Regions from separate parts of the Homo sapiens genome. Here regions 2 and 3 are each linked to region 1. The links are chromatin contacts, found by Hi-C or POLR2A ChIA-PET in ENCODE. All regions are on one chromosome and are shown on one strand. Each heading gives the region's core, a stretch centred on a gene start or an enhancer-like site at or near the end of the contact. The rest is flanking DNA. Distances are from core to core; before and after follow the strand shown.

Region 1 (4,092 bases), core at 522-3,021:
ATGAGTGACTGCAGCTTGGTTTGAAATTTGTACTGCTTCTATCATAAATAAAGTTATGGCTTCTTGTTGGATGAAAAAAAGAAAAGAGTGCATTGTTATTTTTGATATTTTGGTTCAGTCTGTATACCATGTGTCATTTTGCCTTTGCCTCTTATGTGTAATAAACCATTCTACTTTTTTTTTTATTTATTTTTTTTTGAGATGGAGTCTTGCTCTGTTGCCCAGGCTGGAGTGCAGTGGTGTGATCTTGGCTCACTGCAACCTCCACCTCCCAGCTTCAAGCAATTCTGCCTCAGCCTCCCGAGTAGCTGGGATTACAGGTGTGTACCACCATGCCTGGCTAATTTTTTTGTATTTTTGGTGGAGACAGGGTTTCACCATGTTAGCCTGGCTGGTCTCGAATTCCTGACCTCAAGTGATCCGCCCGCCTCGGCCTCCCAAAGTGCTGGGATTACAGGCATGAGCCACTGCACCCAGCCCTAATTTTTGTATTTTTAATAGAGGTGGGGTTTCACCATGTTGGCCAGGCTGGTCTCAAACTCCTGACCTCAAATAAGGCCGCCCGCCTCGGCCTCCCAAAGTGCCTGGATTGCAGGCATGAACCACCATGCCCGGCCTTTATTTTCACTTACTATATTTTTCTAAGGACTCTGAGAAAAGTGGATAGTGTTCCCTACATTCATTGAAATGGTAGCTCTTAACATGAACTTCTACATGGTGTTATTACCTGACTACTTTGCAAATTGCATTTAGGTATTTTGAGTAATTGCTTCAGATAATTAATAATAATAATACTTATTAAGCAGAATAGTTCCTATCTCTGCACAGAGATTTGTTCTGAAAACTCAAGTCCCGTGAAACGGTACTCTGAAACCCCAGAATCATATTTCAAAACAGTTTTGACAACTGTCTTATATGTTGTAAAGATTAGCTAAGGAGAGTCATGTGCACAGGAAAAGCTAATTTGCAAAGCACATCAATAATTCAGGAATGATGTAAAACCTAACTCCTTTAGCCTTGTTAGCAAGTCGACTGCTTTGAGTGTCCACTGTGAGGCATTCTGGGAAACGAAAGGGGTCACAGAATTGGCCTCCTTGCAAATGAGCTCAAGCTAACTGGACTAGCAGGTCTAGGAAAGAGAAGTTACCTGGGCTAGGAACTGTATGAATACCGGCCCTCCCTTTCTACAGTGGAATCTTTTGAAGGTTAAGCAACAGTAAATAATCAACTAAGAATTTCTCAGAGTTGCTGCATTTACCTTCCTCTGCTTTTTTTTTTTTCTTTGCCCATGAAGATGAAGCAACTTTGGAATGAGAGCAATATTTCCTTTTAGGACTCCCTGCTTCAGACACGCAGAGAACAAGCTCAGGCCTGGCCTGGCTGGCAGAGACTGCCTGCGGGAGAGAGCTGGGCTTCAGGTATGGGTGAGGGATGGTGAGTTAGAATTTAACAGAAGGGGAGGAGAAGAAAACTCATTTGATTTTGTAAGTTTCCACACAGGCCTTTCAGCAACATCTATCAGCAAAAGAGAGGCAACAGAATCTTGCACCTTGAAAGTCACTGGGGGCAAAGAGGGTCCAGGAGTCAGCTCCTGGAATATCAGCTATAGTACAAAAAGGAAATAAGTAATGCAAAGGAAAAAGCAATACACATATGTAGAGAGACTGATCTAGAAGATCTGGCCTTGGTATCTGGGGATTGGTAATGATGTCATGGTGGTTAGCTCAGACGAGATGATGGATGATGAGTCCACTTGTATGCATCTGTATTACAAACGCAAATAAAACTTGGAATGATGTGAGTTGGCAGAAAAAACAAAGTCAATCTGTTCATTAGTGTTCTCTCCACAATGTGAAGGGGGAAAAGAGCTATTTTTTTGTGTCCAGGGAATATTGAGTTATATATAATATTCATTCAGCAAACATTTATTGAGTAATGACTGTTTGCCAGGCACTATGCTAGATGCTGAGAATGCAAGAATTGTACAAAGCCCCTCCATTGCCCACTCTCGATAAGAGGACAGCCAGAGCCAGTCACCTTTTTTGTACTATGTTTCTCTTAAGGTAAGGACAATCACGGCTCAGAACAAAAGTGCTTATCACATGTTGGTAGGCAAGTTTGCAATAATTCTTTTTCTTTGTAATGGTTTTATTACAAGCCCTGTAGTAAAACTTGGAAGATCTTTTTATGTTAGAAATCTCTCCTCTGCTACTGAATACTAAAGACTTTAGTCAAGTCTTTTAATTTCTCTGGGACTAAGTTTAAACATTTATAAAATCAGGTAATGGAAAGTAAAACTAGACTGATTTAATGAATCCTGGCTTAGGACAAGCAATAAGAGGAGGTTGAGGGCAGACAGCCACTTACTAGACACTTACAAACAGTAGGACTTCAGACTCCTTAGCTCTCAAAGTCTCTTAAAGTCTTGGTTTCTTCATTTGAGAAATGGGGATAATGCAATTCTTGTTGGGAGGGTGAAATAGATTAAGATAATGAACTTGGTTCAATCCAGGGCACAATAAGAATCCCCCTGTGAATGTCGCTGTTTTTATCCTACCCTGAAACTATTTGAATCTTTTCAAATCAATTCTTTGTTTGTATGAATGGATACTGCGTGTATATACGCCTCTCTTACATCACTGACCTCTCAGGAAGCAGTTAATTGGGAAATTGCAACATACTGGGGGCATAAACATGGAATGGGTTCACTTCTTGGTCCCTAAAATCAGCACTTTTTTTTTTTTTTGTGAGATGGAGTCTGGCTCTGTCGCTCAGGCTGGAGTGCACTGGCGTGATCTTGGTTCACTGCAACCTCCACCTCCCGGGTTCAAGCGATTCTCCTGCCTCAGCCTCCCGAGTAGTTGGGACTACAGGCACCCACTACCACGCCTGGCTAAATTTTGTATTTTTAGTAGAGATGGGGTTTCGCCATGTTGGTCAGGCTGATCTCAAACTCCTGACCTCAAGATATCCACCCTCCTTGGCCTCCCAGAGTGCTGGGATTACAGACGTGAGCCGCCGTGCCTGGCCCCTAATCAGCACTTTCAATGGTGCTATGTCTAATCCCTTTTTCTGTCCAACAACATCTAGGGCAGATTGTAGAAATTTGCCGTTTTAAAAAAGTAGGTCTGCATAGTTTAAATCTCATTCTGGTTCACAGCTTCTCTCTTCCACTCCACCCTTTCTTACGCTCTTTCAGTGTGTCAAGTAGGGAGGAGGGGAAGAAGAAGGGATCAGTGTCTCTCAGCTGCCTGCTCACATCTGCAGTCCTTTCACGATGTTGATGCTGTGCCACAGCCTTACTCTGTTGGCTTGTGGGTGCTCCCATGTAGCAGGTACCCAAAGGCTGGCGGCATGCTGTGGGTCTTTGGAAGGCCCCGGGGGGCTTCCTGGCTCTACACTTCCGTAACCTGGAAGATTCGGCTCTCTGGATGGGCTTCCTTTACCCCCTCAGCTCCTGCCATAGCTGCTACCCTCACAACCTGTTTTAATATGGCTCTGTCTCTTTAGTATCTACTGACTTGTCTCTAGGCTTGTGTGTAGTTTTCTTGGCATTTTGAGATGTGTTACAAGAAGGCATATATCTCAAAAGTGATACGTGCTTTTCTTTCGAGCAGTAATTGTCACTATCTTAGAATCATTGTACAAGTTTGCCCTTAGATACTTATAATGTAAGCAAATCATTCCCATGATATTTCCTTCCTTTTCCATTTCTGGGCCACCCTCACACTGGTCATCATTCACATACTTTTCTGGGTTCCCTCACTTGGCATGAAGCCTTGTCCACAGTGGGCCCCTGCTGGAGTGCATTTTTTGTCTTCTCAACTGCATCATGAATGCCTCCAGACAAGGACTGGGCCATCTACCGCTCTACTTCCATACAGGATAGCACCCATTGCACCCCATCACTGTCTGTAGGTCACAGGATCCATTCCACAAACCCAACAAAGACTGTGAGTGCCTCCCTGCCTGTGCAAGGCACTGGTGGTGGCACTCAAGAAATTGCCACTCCCCTAGATGTGGTGGGCAGAGAGAACTGAGGGGAGATGGTGACACCTTCCGCTCTTGCACTAAGGGATCCCGTCTTCCATG
Region 2 (4,092 bases), core at 770-3,269, 40 kb after region 1:
GCTGCAGTGAGCTATGATGGCACCCCAGCCTGGGCAACAAAGTGAGATCTTGTCTCTTAAAAAAAGATAGAGTGTGGCTCTCGGCCTTAGCGCCATTTTTTTTGGAAACCTCTGTGCCATGAGAGCCAAGTGGAGGAAGAAGCGAATGCGCAGGCTGAAGCGCAAAAGAAGAAAGATGAGGCAGAGGTCCAAGTAAACCGCTAGCTTGTTGCACCGTGGAGGCCACAGGAGCAGAAACATGGAATGCCAGACGCTGGGGATGCTGGTACAAGTTGTGGGACTGCATGCTACTGTCTAGAGCTTGTGTCAATGGATCTAGAACTTCATCGCCCTCTGATCGCCGATCACCTCTGAGACCCACCTTGCTCATAAACAAAATGCCCATGTTGGTCCTCTGCCCTGGACCTGTGACATTCTGGACTATTTCTGTGTTTATTTGTGGCCGAGTGTAACAACCATATAATAAATCACCTTTTCCACTGTTTTAGCTGAAGAATTAAAAAAAAAAAAAAAAAAAAAGATAGAGTGTGGCTCACGCCTGTAATCCCAGCACTTTGGAAGGTGTAGGTGGGTGGATCACCTGAGGTCAGGAGTTCGAGACCAGCCTGGCCAAGATGATGAAACCCCATTTCTACTAAAAATACAAAAATTAGCCAGGTGTGGTTGTGTGCACCTGTAATCCCAGCTACTCTGGAGGTTGAGGCAGGAGAATCGCTTGAACCTGGGAGGCAGAGGTTGCAGTGAGCCAAGATCGCACCACTGCACTCCAGCCTGGGTGACAAGAGTGAAACTCCATCCCCTCCATGCCCACATTAAAAAAAAAAAATGGAGTTTAATAACTGGGAAGACCACATTAGATGATTTTACATTTGATTGCATATTGTTAGAACACATTTTTGAATATATTAATGCATTTAAAACATGAATAAATGATACTTTGCATGTGTTCCTTTTTCCCCACAGACCAATTTTTTTCAACTGCCCTACAGTAGCTTCCGCTTGCTGGTGCCTTTGGGCTGCCATGGCCCCAACCCTGGCTCTACCTGTGCATGATCTTATAGTTCTGTGGTTCTCCACTGGTTCAATCCCTCTGTTTCTATGATTCTGATTGGTTCAGCGTGGTCAGCTGCTTGTGTCCGCCCTAGTCAGCAGTTATCTGACTGATTGAGGTCCCGTAGCCTACATGGCTGCTTTCCATAGCTTTTCTTTTTTTTGTTTGTTTGTTTTTGAGACTGAGTCTCGCTCTGTCGCCCAGGCTGGAGTGCAGTGGCGCGATCTCGGCTCACTGCAAGCTCCGCCTCCCGGGTTCACGCCATTCTCCTGCCTCAGCCTCCCCAGATGCTGGGACTATAGGCGCCCGCCACTACGTCCAGCTAATTTTTTTTATATTTTTAGTAGAGACGGGGTTTCACCGTGTTAGCCAGGATGGTCTCGATCTCCTGACCTCGTGATGCGCCCGCCTCGGCCTCCCAAAGTGCTGGGATTACAGGCGTGAGCCACCGCGCCCGGCCTGCTTTCCATAGCTTTTCTAAGCGGGTAGATATCAGTCAGGTCCCAGAAGTTAATAATACACTGCAATTGGGAAAACTGGAGAAGATTTTAATAAGAAGTGATTTATAAAGATCTGGGCATAAGAAAACCACAAGAAACCACAAGGGATAGTAGTACAGTATCCTTGGGGATTAACTGCAGGGGACCATTATTACCCCTGGGCCAAAAGAGGCAGTTACCAGAACCTGGGGAGAGAGCCAAGTGGAGGGGCCTGCTGGACAGGACCTGCAACCTTTAATAAAGGTGTTACCAGCAGTGAATCCGACAGGCCTGCAGTAAACTTGATCCTTCCCTCCTCGAAGGAAAGAATTCACCCAAAGGGCATAAGGCAGTGAGAAACAAGTTTTAGAGCAGAATTAAAAGTTTATTAAAAAGTTTTAGAGCAGGAAGGAAAGAAAGGAAGCAAAGTACACTTGGAAGAGGGCCGAGCGGGCAACTTGAGAGATCCAAGTGCCCTATTTGATCCTTGACTTGGGGTTTTCTCCATTGGCGTGGTTCCTGGGTTTCTGTTTCTCCTCCCTTGATTCTTCCCTTGGGGTGGGCTATCCTCACGCACAGTGGCCTGCCAGCGCTTGGGAAGGATCACTGCACAGTGTGTTTACGGAAGTTGTGCGCATGTTCACTTGAGGCATTTTTCCCTTACAAGTTGAGCGTTCCTGGAGGAAGGTCATATACCAGTTAAACTCCACCATTTTGCATCTTAATTAATGCACATGCTTGAGCCTGCTCATCCAGCTCCTGAGATCTTATCTGGAAGTTGCTAATCACCAGCTTCAGGTGTTTTCTGTCTATTGTTAGAGTAGCTTTCCCTGGTGCCAGCTGACCCCAATTATTATTTTAGAGAGACAGTTTAACAACAGCCCTACCATCACCTGATGGTTGCCTGACATTTCTGGGCTAAGAGGCCCCTCTCCTTCGCTGCTTATGTCTGCCTAACTACCTACTCTAACAAAGGGACACAGCCAAGCCGGGGCTGGGGTCTGGGGTGGTGGTGGCAGGGAGGAGAATTTGGAGGAGCAAATACAAAGTATCTCAAAGCACAGGAAGTGTGGATAAGAAGGGAATGATTGGCATCTCAACCGCAGGGGTGAGTCCACAAAGCTTTCTGGAGGAAAGCTTTTCTTTTGTTTTTTTAACACTGCTGGAAATGACTTAGGAGGCCCTTATATGCCGGATACTGTTCTAAGTTTGTTATCTGCACTAATTCACTGAATACTAAAATAGCCCTCTGAGGAGGATAATATTGTCTTTTGTAGAGGTGGGGGGTGCTTTTCATTGAAGTCTAATATACATAAAGTGCACATATAAATGACAGTTCAATAATTTTCACAAAGGCAACACACTCAGGCAATCAGCCTGCAGATCAGGAAAGAAAACATGACCAGCCACCTAAGACTCCCTTTCCAGTCTCCACCACCCTCAGTGGTGTTGATATCCAACACCAACACTGAAACCGCCTTTGCAAAAATTATATCAGTAAGAAAAATTGTAACAGTGAGCTGGGCTACCCTCGCCCCACCCCCATCTTGCCTTTCCCTTAATTATTCCTGGGCTTTGGGGCTGAGCTGAGTTTGAGGGACATTTGGGTAAATTTAAATGATAATAGGCCTTCCCTCAAACTCAATTGCTTTTCTAAAGCTAAGGGGAGGCCTCCAGGCTAGGGGAAGGAGAAGAGCCTGAGTCTCTTGCTAAGGTATAGACATGAAGGATTGTTTAGTCATTATTCCAGAGGTTATAGGAGATGCAGCTTCCCCAGTGATTCCTGCAGATAACATCTCTGTTGTAGGTTGGCTTTTTGAGATATCTTTTCAGGTTTTTTTGCATGTCTGACACCCATGGCTTCACCTTGACCTGATGGCTCCACTTGGACCCTCAACCCCACTCCTGTGGCCCCACCCAGAAACAATTCAGTGCACAGGAGGACAGCGTTGACCCCCTATGATTTCATCTCTGCCCCAACCAATCAGCAGCAGGCCTAATCACCCCCATCACTTCCCCCGAACTGCCTTTGAAAAACTCTTAACCTAGGAGCTTTGGAAGAGAATTATTTCAGTACTAAATTGGTCCCCACGTGGCATGGCCGGCCTTGTGTCTATAAAACTCTTTCTTTAATATAATGCCATGGTTTTTCTTTGTGCGGTCACAGGAAGAACCCCTCAGGCAGTTACAACACTATCCTAAAATCCAACACCAATGAGGATTTTTGCCATTTTTTTGTACTTTATGTACTGAAGTCGCACAGCACTAATTCTTTTGTCTATGACTTCTTAGGTCAATTTTTTGTTTGTAGCAACAAACTTAATTTGAAAATTGTAAAATATATACAACACAAAATTTACCATTTTATCCATTTTGAAGTCTACAGTTCAGTGCCATTAAATGCATTCACAATGTCGTGTAGCCGTCACCAGTATCCACTGCCAGAACTTTCTCCACATCCCAAACAGAAACTCTATACTCATTAAACAATAACTCCATTCTCCCCCTCTTCCCCCCAGCCCCTGGTAACCACTATTCCGCTTTCTGTCTGTGGGAATTTGC
Region 3 (4,092 bases), core at 840-3,339, 34 kb before region 1:
GCTCCCATAATCCCCACATATTGTGGAAGGGACCCAGTGGGAGGTAACTGAATCATGGGGGTGAGTTTTTCCCATGCTGTTCTTATGATAGTGAATAAGCTTCATGAGATCTGATGGTTTTATAAAGGGCAATTCCCCTACACACACTCTCTTGCCTGCCGCCATGTAAGACATGCCTTTGCTCCTCCTTCGCCTTCTGCCATGATTGTGAGGCCTCCTCAGCCATGTGTAACTGCGAATCCATTAAACCTCTTTTTCTTTATAAATTAGCCAGTCTCAGGTATTTCTTCATAGCAGTATGAAAATGAACTAATATAGTAGGGAATGGGGAGTTATTAATGAGGACAGAGTTTCAGTTTGTGGAGATGAAAAAGTTCTGGAGATGAACGATCATGCCGGTTGTACAACATTGTGAACATACTTAATGCCACTCAACTGTACACTAAAAAATTGGCTAAAAAGATGAATTTTACATTACATATACATTTTACTATATTAAAAGAAGAAAGCAACAAAAGCAAGCTGAAAGGCAACTTATAATATTATTAGAAATCTCTCAAAGAGGAGGCAGAGGGAGACTGCCTCCCAGGTAGACGCCATCCAGCTTCAGCCCCTGTGGGCTTCTCTGTCTCCTCTCAACTTGTGGATGGATGTGTTCTGTTTTTCCAGTGGTATCTTTGCTTCTTCCTGTAAGGCAAACTCAAATTGCCACTTCTCCACTTCTGCTCCCTACCCATCACCCCAGTGATGACAGTAAACCCTGGGGTGCTTTCTCTCCTGTATTAGTCTGTTCTTACACTGCTATAATAAATACCCAAGACTGGTATAAAGGAAAAGAGATTTAATGGACTTACAGTTTCACATGGCTGGGGAAGCTTCACAATCATGGTGAAGTTGAAGGAGGAGCAAATGCATGTCTTACATGGCAGCAGGCAAGAGAGCATGTGCAGGGGAACTGTCCTTTATAAAATCATCAGATCTCATGAAACTTATTCACTATCACAAGAACAGCATGGGAAAAAACTGCTCCCGTGATTTAATTACCTCCCCCTGGGTCCCTCCCAAGACAGGTGGGGATAATGGGAACTACAATTCAAGATGAGATTTGGATGGGGACACAGCCAAACCATATCACCTCCCCTTCCAACTAGACCCAGCACTCTGAGCCCCTTGCCTTTCAGAGTGTATTTCTACCTTCTCCATTGATTTCCCTCCCCTGCCCAGACTTTGAGTATCTGTTTTCAGAGTTGTAACCTCACCTCATGTTCTGATTGCTTCCTGGGCCTGGCAATTTGATTCTGGCTTCTTGACTCGATTGTGAGTTGTAAGCAGGATTCACCCAGTGACTCTGCTTTGTAGGAAGGGCCAAGCCCTTTGCTGACTGGAACTATGTGACTCCATTTTATGGTTTATCAAATGTGGACTTGCTTGTTATTATGAAATCACTTTAAAGCCTTTAGAGTGATTTATTTAAATGCATATATATATATATATGTATGTTTGTGTGTGTGTATATATATATATATATGTGTGTGTGTGTGTATATATCCATTTGCTTGTGGATGCATAGAAAATGCCAGAAACTGATAAAAGAGGTTTCTAGAGGGAGGGCAGTCTTTGGATCAGTGCTGGGGCTGAGTGAGAGCAGAAGAAAAATTCCCTGTGAACTTCCCAACTTTTCTTCACCTTGAATTGTTTATAATAAGCATATGTCATTTTTATAATAAAAGTATATATTCACAGTGAAACACTGTGTTCTAACTGGTATAATAAGCTCTTAGTATTTGATCCTGAGAGTCCCTCTTTCAGAGGCACCATCAGTCACATACGCTGCTAGGGCTAATGTCAGCTTCCAGGGGAAATCATCGTTGGGATGTGCAATTTCAGATCTAGCTGGAGAGAGGCAAGGGCGTGGCTGCAAACCCCTTTTCTGATCTGAACAGGATATTTGTAAGGTAGTCACCGTGTGGCTGTGGAGATGAGTGATGGGGCTGCCATTCTGGTCCCGCCACTGCTTCTTCCTCTAAAAGCAATTTAGAGGAGAGCCAAGAGGAACAGAGCCTACCCCTTTAATTAGCCTGCGGAGCCAGGCAAGGTAAATATTTGTGACTGAAACAGCGTGGATCCATGGAAGCTGGGATTTTAGCCTAGAAGCCTTGTGCTGCCAAGTTGCCATGAGACCAGAAAGCTGAAGCTATGTTTTGCCTCAGAAAGTGCTTCTGAGTTGAAGAGAAGTGGGAAGGAAATCAGCAGTAGAATTAAGGTCTGTGTGTTAGATGAGGATAATAAGGGTTTGTCTATACCTTAGGTTAAAGGCACACATTTTACCCGTTTTTATTTTGTCTTTATATTGATTTCTTATATTAAAAAAAATTCAGGCTGGGCGTGGTGTCTCATGCATATAATCCTAGTAGTTTGGGAGGCTGAGGTGGGAGGGTCGCTTGAGCCCAGGAGTTTGAGAGCAGCCTAGGCAACAAAACAAGACCCTGTCTCTATAAAAAATTAGCCAGGCATCGTAATGTGCACCTGTAGTCCCAGCTGCTTGGGAAGCTGAAGTGGGAGGATTGCTTGAGCCCAGGAGTTGGAGGCTGCGGGGAACTATGATGGTGCCCCTGCACTGCAGCCTGGGTGACAGAGCAAGACCCTGTCTCTAAAATAAAAATAAGAATTTTAAAAATGACTAAGTCGGGTGGGAGCAAATCACCCTGGTTAAAAGAACAGCCTCTGTAAAGAAAACCTTCAATTTCACCTGCTCTGAATTTGAAAACCTAAATCCAGTAAAGTGACAGGAACATCACATATGTAATACTTTTTAAGCTACCACGGTGACAGTAACATAGCCCAGGGAACTTTAAAAAACAACAGTTTTTTATACTTGAGTAAAACTTGGTTTTATTAAATATTTTTAGTTGAATTTTCCTGCAAAGAAGGTTGCAGGGAAAAAAATTGAGTCATTTGTACCGTCACTGCCCCGTGGGGCAATAGCAAATGATATTCTCTCAGCATCCCACACAAATAGCACATTAGGCAATCTTTAGTGCTCTATATTATTTCCCTGAATAACAGCCATAAAAGAAGCTAAAAGGAATGCAAATATAGGTCAATGATAAGAACTCTTTTGTAATATGCAGTCTCAGGGGTGTGGGTAATGATAGTGAAGATAAAAAGTCCACAATGCATCCTGCTGCAGAATGGCTATCACTTGCACGTGAAATTTAAGCTGTTATTTACTACCTGTTCATTTAGCTCACCGCCCCCATTTTTTTTTACCCTGTATCTTTCTTCACTGTACTCCTTATAGCTTAATATTACATATTTATTTGTTTACTTGTTTTTTCTGCTACCTCATTAAAATGTAGCAGGGATCCCGCCCGCTTTCTTCACTGGAGTAGCCTATGTCCAGCACTGTTGCAGGCACAAAGTGGGTGTCAAATCGCAAACACCCGCTGCAAGGTGGGCGGGGATTTTGGAGATGAACTAAAGGGATGTGGAGGGACTGAGTCACGAAGGCAATGAAGGGGACTTGACTGGAACCTGAGGCAGTGGGGAGGTCACAGAAGGATATTAAACTGAAGCTGGAGGACGGTGAGGGAAAAGATCAGACTTGGTGTTTTACATAAATAACTCTGGGTTTGTTGTGGAGGAAGGATTTGGGATGGCAAATAGCCTGGAGTTAGAGAGACCAGTGAGGAGGCTTTTGCAACATTCTAGGTAAGTGGAGATAAGAGCCCAAGCTCGAAAGTTGGTAATAATGAGATGATAACAATAATTATCAGTACAGCAAAGTCTGCTGTATAGACAGCTAGTCATTACAATCCATTGTCTAGCCTGCACTTCCCAGCCTCCTTTGCAGTTAGGTGTGGCCATGTGATTATGTTCCGGCCAATGGGATTTGAGCAGGAAGAATGACCTCCGTAGAATTCTCTGGTACATACTCCTTCATGTTCTTTCCCTTTTCTGGCCAATTGGGATGGAGAAACTATGTAGTGAAGAAAACTGTGCATCTATCAACCTAAGTCCTTGTAAAACCGTGTAGACAAATGAGGAAGAAATATCTATTATATAGTCAAGTCATTGAACAATTTTAGGTCT

What was found. Hi-C counts contacts between places; a loop is a spot of excess contacts on that map. ChIA-PET counts read pairs that join two places held with the same protein, here RNA polymerase II (POLR2A). Pooled maps may share reads with other maps.
Region 2: a map of Caco-2 shows a loop between it and region 1 (5-fold over the local background). The contact joins two enhancer-like sites. A Hi-C loop is called at or near these places in 10 of 168 maps with a recorded cell type or tissue (B cell, CD14-positive monocyte, Caco-2 and 7 more), 18 of 37 single-sample maps with no recorded cell type and 10 of 50 pooled maps. POLR2A ChIA-PET finds 5 or more read pairs at or near these places in 8 of 52 experiments (BJ, Caco-2, GM12878 and 5 more).
Region 3: a map of Caco-2 shows a loop between it and region 1 (3-fold over the local background). The contact joins two enhancer-like sites. A Hi-C loop is called at or near these places in 6 of 168 maps with a recorded cell type or tissue (B cell, Caco-2, GM12878 and 3 more), 32 of 37 single-sample maps with no recorded cell type and 8 of 50 pooled maps. POLR2A ChIA-PET finds 5 or more read pairs at or near these places in 7 of 52 experiments (Caco-2, GM12878, H1 and 4 more).

Annotation. Positions count from the first base shown.
Region 1 is chr12:93,119,935-93,124,026 of GRCh38, reverse strand. All of the region lies in intron 3 of LOC643339 (a long non-coding RNA gene), which reads left to right. Among named protein-coding and RNA genes, the nearest start is that of LINC02412, 52 kb to the left of the region's middle. Within about 2 kb of position 1,771, at least 7 of the 41 ENCODE cell types and tissues checked have a DNase peak (open chromatin) inside an H3K27ac peak, as active enhancers do; they include PC-9 and breast epithelium, where a contact is called at or near this core.
Region 2 is chr12:93,079,702-93,083,793 of GRCh38, reverse strand. All of the region lies in intron 3 of LOC643339 (a long non-coding RNA gene), which reads left to right. It also overlaps the pseudogene RPL41P5. Among named protein-coding and RNA genes, the nearest start is that of LINC02413, 91 kb to the right of the region's middle. Within about 2 kb of position 2,019, at least 4 of the 41 ENCODE cell types and tissues checked have a DNase peak (open chromatin) inside an H3K27ac peak, as active enhancers do; they include PC-9, where a contact is called at or near this core.
Region 3 is chr12:93,154,300-93,158,391 of GRCh38, reverse strand. The region is part of intron 3 of LOC643339 (a long non-coding RNA gene); the gene reads left to right. Among named protein-coding and RNA genes, the nearest start is that of LINC02412, 18 kb to the left of the region's middle. Within about 2 kb of position 2,089, at least 5 of the 41 ENCODE cell types and tissues checked have a DNase peak (open chromatin) inside an H3K27ac peak, as active enhancers do; they include breast epithelium, where a contact is called at or near this core.